Linked DNA regions of Homo sapiens: region 2 is linked to region 1. A link is a contact called in ENCODE Hi-C or POLR2A ChIA-PET data. All regions are on one chromosome and are shown on one strand. Each heading gives the region's core, a stretch centred on a gene start or an enhancer-like site at or near the end of the contact. The rest is flanking DNA. Distances are from core to core; before and after follow the strand shown.

Region 1 (3,488 bases), core at 89-2,588:
GGCATCATTTCACCTTCCAGGAACACGGAGCAGATGGTCGGGTCACCTCCCCGCCCAAACCCTCCCATGACTGCCCTGCATGGGCCCAGTCCCTTCCATGGAGCTCCTGGGGCCGGTCACAGCCTGGCCACCACCCTCCTCTGCGCCCTCCGCCCACCGCCCACTTCCATCCGTCCCAGTCTGGGGCCATCCCTGTCTTGGGAGAGCTGGGCCCTCCCACATCCTGTCCTGCTGAGCCTGCTGTGCGCTTGGTGCAGAAACACACTCGGAGGGGGCGTGGCACGTGTGTCCACACTCGCTGCCTGTTGCCTTGACCACCCCCGAAGGTGACCAGGAAAGGCTGAGGAAGGCTTGTGTGCCCCAAGGCTCAGCAGTAGGCATGGGGTGCACTCTACCTGCCTCCAGTGCCTGGCCCTGGTGCCACACCATCGCCTGGAGTCTGGCTGCCATGACAAATGGCAAAGGATTGGGACCTGCTACTGCTGGTGAGGAGGGGACCGTCATGGCCACCTACAGATGGGACACAGGGCTGTGACATCCTGACCAGCAGGTGGTCTCTGTGGATGTCCGGCCCCAGCCCTGCCCTGCGCTGACCCACTGTCCCGGCAGCCTGACCAGCTCTGGGTGCCCACTCGGAGGGTCCCCCAGACACCTGCCCCCATCCCGTGTCTCCCGCAGGGTCCTGCTCCCACTCCAGAGCCCGGGGAACCTATGGCAGGAACCGCTGGTCTCGCTGTCGGCCCCAACACACCACGAGGTTGAGCTTGTAGCTGGGATACGGGCCTGACAATGGATCCCTGTAGTTCAGCAAATGTTCACTTTACAAAAGCAGCGGCCCTCCCGGGCACTTTCCTTCCCCAAACCCCGAGTATGTCTCCTCAGCCTAAGCAGCAGGGCAGGGGCTGTGAGGCTGCCCAGCTGGGCAGAGCCCCAGGCAGGGGGAAGAGGGGGCCCTGGTTTCCTGCGTGCCATTTTGAAGAAGATGGCGGTGATGGCCCTGGAATGGCCAGCAGGTCGGTCACTGTCCGGATGAGGATAATCGGGCCCTTTAGGGCGGCTGCTCTGTGAATTCCCTGAGTGGGTGAGCTCAGTACCCACGACGCACTGCCCGCCGGGCACCACTACCCCTTTCACAGATGAGGAAACTGAGGGCTCGGGGTAAGGAAGGGCCTGGGGCGTCCTGTGGTAAGTAACAGAGCTGGGTGTGAGGTGAGCCACCCAGGGCCCTGTCCACCCTGAAGAACGGGGCACGTGGCTGTGTAAAGTACAATGACAACTATCTCGTTCCTCCAGCTCCACCCTGAAGAACGGGGCACGTGGCTGTGTAAAGTACAATGACAACCACCTCCTTCCTCCAGCTCAGTCCTTCTGTCCCTGTGGCCTCAGGGCCACACACTGTGCAGGCTGCTATGGGCGGAGGCTCCTTTCAGGAGGGCGTGCAGTGTTTCCTTCCTTCTAGCGAATCCCTGTTACACAGTCAGGGCTCCACCCAGCAGGCCTGGCTGGCCACACCCCACACATGCCAAAGAGTGGTAGACCCCGGCTGAGCTCCTGAGAGGTAGCCTCTGAGCCCTTGGTACATCCTACCCGATGGGGGTGTCATTGTTCCTGGGGCCTCAGGTCACACCGGATAGTCCCACAGTGTGATTTGGGGTGGGGCCCTGGACAGTTTTCAGCTTGACCTCTGGAGGGCTAGAGACTGAGGTCAGCCATGGGGTGTCAGCCGCGCCGCTGTGACTGACCCCCAGTAGACACCGAGGCTCAAGAGCCTCCTTGGGGACCATGTTCTGTGCATGAGGCCACACATCATCGCTGGGAGGATGGAGCGCCGCCCACACCCCTGCAGGGAGGGGACACTGGGAGCTGGTGCCTGGTTTCTCTCCTGTGCACCTTTGACCTTTGCTGACTTTTGTCTGTATCCTCCCACCTCGGGCAGCGGCTGGCACCCAGGAGGGTCGGCTCTGCAATAAACTGTAACTGTGAGTTTACTGGTTCCTGAGCTCTGCAAGTCCTTCCGGCAAATCACTGATCCTGAGAAAGGTCTTGGGAACCCCAACAGCACCTGAGCGTCTTGACGCACTGACCTGCTCAGGCTGAACACATGGCACTAGCAGCGGAAATGCAGGATGAACGTGTTTCACTGGGGGCCTCTTTTTCTAGGAGCAGAGGCTGGTTATCAGCTGTGCTTCCTTCGTGAAATTCATCCCACTCCGCACTCCAAGCTTGTGAACGTTTTTGTGTAATTTTATCTTCACGGAGAGTGTTGATGTTCAAATGTATGTGAGCATAAAATAAGTGTGTTTCCATAAAATAAAGAATTGTGTTGTATTCCAGGAAAAAACAGAAATATCACCAATGCCAAGACATGCTGTTAACACAGCTGAGTTTCAGGGACGGGGAGGAATTCCTCCTCCTATCGACACGCAGGCGTCCTGTCCCCGACGGGAAGCCTCGGGCTCCTCACCTAGGGGGATCCAGGACCTGGGCCGGCTGGTTGCTCACGTGCCCAGCATGCAGAGGTGGCGCTCAGACCTGCAGTGGCGCTGGGTCTGGCCTGTGGCTGAAACATGCCCCCACCCAATGGATGCTCGGGACCCAACAGCACTCACCTCGTAGGTCTTCACCATCCTACTGGTCACCGCGAAGATGGGCTGGATGTTGTTTTCAGCCAGCTTGTGCGCCAGCTGGCCCACCGATGGGTAGTCCTGGAGAGAGGAGGTCCTGCTCAGTTGGCCCCGAGTCCAGGACAAGGCTTCCAGGTACCCGCCCCTGTCTGCCCCGCTCAGCGTCAGCCCTGCCCGTGCTTCGAACCCTCTCTGGGGAAGGCTGGAGAGGCAGAGGCTGCCACGCAGGAGTGCAGGGCAGAGAGCTGCCACGCCCTCTGGGCAATGTGTGCATAGACTCGGGCTTTCAGAGTCCAGGCATGAGCAGCATTTGAGGCGTCTCACCGTGGGACTGGGGATGTCCACGGGGGCAGAATCCCAGCCTTCCCCACACGGTGGACCTGCTTTCGCACTGAGGGACACTCAGTTTCGGTAGAGGCCATGAGTGTCAGGTGCGGCTCTCCCTACCCGAGTTCCGGGACCCGAGGGCCGTCCCTCCCGTCTGTGGCTCCCGGCGGAGGACCTGAGTCTTGTATCTCTAAAGTCCTTTGCGGCCCCCAGAGCCTACAACGTCAGGCTGCAAGAGCGTCGCACTACGGCCAGCGAGGACAAGCCCCTTGTGACCAGTGGTTGCCTCTCGGCCCACGGCTGATCCCAGCCAGAAGTCCTGGCCCCTCTGAGCCATTGAGATGCCTCCGCAGAGAGGCTCATCCTAACCCGTGCATCCTGGGCTCCTTCTCGCCTCTGTCCCTCCCTGCATGTTCCTCATGGTCCCCGCAGCCGCTCACCCAGCTCAGGCAATGGGGGCAGGGAGGGGCCACACTGGAGGAGGCGGACTCAGGGGCAGCAGGGAACGTACAGTGGAGGCCGGGAGGGGGAGGAGGC
Region 2 (3,216 bases), core at 711-3,210, 440 kb after region 1:
CACTAGTTGTGGTCCCTTTTATCAGGTTAAAAATAAAACGGGGCCTTGCAGAGATTTAAATGTGGTAGTAATCACCTTTGTTATATTTTTCCTTCTGAAAATATTAGCCTTGGAAGGAAATGTTTTAACAACTAGCCACTGTTCTGTGTCTGGGCACATGTCCATAGTGAGCGTATTCTCTTATCTGCTTCATGCTGTTGCCAATTTACAGACCAGTCGCTCAGAAGCTGTGATTTTTCTTCTGAGCATAAGCTTATCCTCAATATGGAAACTTTAATTCAAAATACAGTTTGGTCTCATAGGAGCATTGTAGTCTTGCTGGCTGGAATTCACGTGGAGACCGATGCCAGTGCCTCTTTCCTCTGCATCCATCCATCCATCCATCCATCCATCCATCCATCCACCCACCCACCCATCCATCCATCCATCCATCCATCCATCCATCCATCCATCCATCCATCCATCCACCCACCCGTCCATCCATCCACCCATCCATCCATCCATCCATCCACCCATCCACCCGTCCATCCATCCATCCACCCACTCGTCCATCCATCCATCCATCCACCCACCCGTCCATCCATCCACCCACCCATCCATCCATCCATCCACCCATCCATCTATCCATCCATCCATCCATCCATCCATCCATCCATCCATCCATCTATTTATCCATCCATCCATCTATTTATGCATCCGTCCATCATCCATCCATCCCTCCGTTTGCTCATTTCCACCCAGGAATCCATCATCTCTCAAACTAAGGTTTCGACATCATTCCTTCTTTTCAGAAAGTGCAAACCAAAGCTAAGACTGGCTCACACATGCCACGCGGGAGTTAGAGTGAGAGCATTTTTCAGATCCTTGTTCTCTTCTGGCCCCACCTCCCGCAGTTTCTGGAAGTCCCAGGACAGGGAAAAGGAGAGAAAGGCAGAAAAGAAATTATCGAGTGTGGCTCTTCCCTCTCCTCAGAGGAAATTGTTCACCTGCCACCCTCGGAAATTTAATTTTCAGTGTTAAAACTTGAAATTTTATAGTAGTATGTGTACCAAAGTTATAAAATGGGCAAACTTGTCTAAACGAGGATTCCTACATTGTTATGACATTTTCCCCAGAGAATCACAAGCTCTGAGATACACTTGTGAACCTTACTTATGCAGACATTCTCTTAAACTGGGATTCTTTCTCTCAGTTTACCTTAGGCTAACACAGAAACATATTTTGACACAGAAAGAATTTTTTCTCTTCATTGCTCAAGTCACCTGGAGGCAGCTCCTGCCTGGGGTGGATGCCTCCGACCCCTGGGAATGACCCCTGCAGCCACCACTGAGCCCCCCACAGAAGGAGGCTCGTGCCTGGTCCAGCTTTCCCACCCGGGGTCTCTGTGGCTGGCTCCCCCCAGCTCGGGGCAGAAGCCTAATTCAGGGTTGTTCTGCTCAGTTGATCCAGTCGGACGCTAGGATTTGCCTGGGGGCCCGGCCTGCCAGCAGTACAGGTGAGGGGACGCAGGCTTGGTCACAAGCACCCCTGCTGACCTTCCCTACAGACCTGGCACATTTAATCTTCTTCTTTGGGGAGGAGAAGAGGATGCATTCAGAAATGCCTTTGCTGATGAGGCCCTCAGGAGCTTGTACTGGAATCACTCAAAATTCCCAAGTAGCCTGAGTGTCCTAATTCATTTCTGTGTACATCTGCCTAATTCTCAATCCACGTCTAAGGTTAGAATGAACATTTGAATTAGCCATTCTGGACAACACACACACGCACTATACCATGCATTTAGATCTCTCTGTACCTTGCTCGTGTCAGCACAAACGCAGCCCCTCTCTTTTCAAAAGCCCGGTTCGTTTTCCAGCAGGCGCGTGCTTTCATTAGACTTTCCCTCCTGTGGGTTCTGGCAGATTTCCCAACACAAGCACGGCAGGAAGTGCATTGTGTTTGTAGAAAATCCAAAATAATCTCTAGGTGAGTGTTAGGATGAAAAATGAATTTAGTGTTGGTACAGGTTTTTGCTTGTTGTACTTTTTGTGGGGGAGGGTGATAAAAATATTCCAAAATTGATTGCGATGATGGTTGTGCAATTCTGTGAATATACTAACAAGCACTGAACTCTATACTGCAAACAGGTGAACTGTATGGTATGTGAATTATATTTTAATAAAGCTGTTATTTTTAAAAAGTAAATTTAGCAACAACACTGGATACAAGCTAAATATACAAAAATTAATTATCTTTATACAGACCAGCAACTAATAATTAGAAAATGAGAATTTTTAAATGATACCATTTTGGTAGTATCAAAACCCATCAATTACCTAGTAACTGTTCAGTAAAATATTCCAAAAACAGCAAAACATTGACTAAGGTACATTAAAGAAGATTTAAATAGCCCAGGCATGGGGGCTCACGCCTGTAATCCCAACACTTTAGGAGTCCTAGGAGAGCAGATCACCTGAGGTCAGGAGTTCGCGACCAGCCTGGCCAACATGGTGAAACCCCATCTCTACTAAAAATACAAAAATTAGCCAGATGTGGAGGTGTGCGCCTGTAATCCCAGGTACTTAGGTGGCTGAGGCAGGAGAATCGCCTGAACCTGGGAGGTGGAGGTTGCAGTGAGCGGAGATCTCACCACAGCACTCCAGCCTGAGTGACAGAAAAAAAAGAAAAAAAAAAAAGATTTAAATAAAGGAAGGGATATGATATATTTATGGATTAAAAGCAAGTTAAAAACAAGTTAACAAACACAACAATTGATCTATAAATTCCATGTAATCACCATTAAAATCCAGGCCAAAGTGTGTGAGTGTGTGTGTGTTGCGGGTAGGGGGTTGCCAAGCTAAAGTTTACGTGGGAATGGACGGGGCAAGAACAGCAAGACGACCTTGAGGACGACCAAAGCGAGGGACTCGGCCCCCAGGTGCCAGTGCCCACCACAAAGCTATAGGAGTCCAGACCAGGCCACACAGCGGTCAGTGAAGTGGGATGGAAGGTCCAGACCAGGCCACACAGTGGTCAGTGAAGTGGGATGGAAGGTCCAGACCAGGCCACACAGCGTCAGTGAAGTGGGATGGAAGGTCCAGACCAGGCCACACAGCGGTCAGTGAAGTGGGATGGAAGGTCCAGACCAGGCCACACAGTGGTCAGTGAAGTGGGATGGAAGGTCCAGAAACACGCACACGGGACACTTGATCCACAACAGATTCAGGATTGCAGACC

Evidence for each region. Hi-C counts contacts between places; a loop is a spot of excess contacts on that map. ChIA-PET counts read pairs that join two places held with the same protein, here RNA polymerase II (POLR2A). Pooled maps may share reads with other maps.
Region 2: a pooled map of posterior vena cava shows a loop between it and region 1 (6-fold over the local background). The contact joins the promoter of LINC00316 here to the enhancer-like site in region 1. A Hi-C loop is called at or near these places in 1 of 50 pooled maps. POLR2A ChIA-PET finds 5 or more read pairs at or near these places in 2 of 52 experiments (GM12878 and H1).

What each region holds. Positions count from the first base shown.
Region 1 is chr21:44,896,458-44,899,945 of GRCh38, forward strand. It overlaps ITGB2 (integrin subunit beta 2), which reads right to left. Exons shown (of 16, transcript NM_000211.5): 8 at 2,610-2,705. Among named protein-coding and RNA genes, the nearest start is that of ITGB2, 23 kb to the right of the region's middle. RefSeq lists an enhancer at 961-1,576. Within about 2 kb of position 1,339, at least 2 of the 41 ENCODE cell types and tissues checked have a DNase peak (open chromatin) inside an H3K27ac peak, as active enhancers do.
Region 2 is chr21:45,340,030-45,343,245 of GRCh38, forward strand. LINC00316 (long intergenic non-protein coding RNA 316) reads right to left here and starts at 1,961. Exons shown (of 2, transcript NR_103811.1): 1 at 1,796-1,961.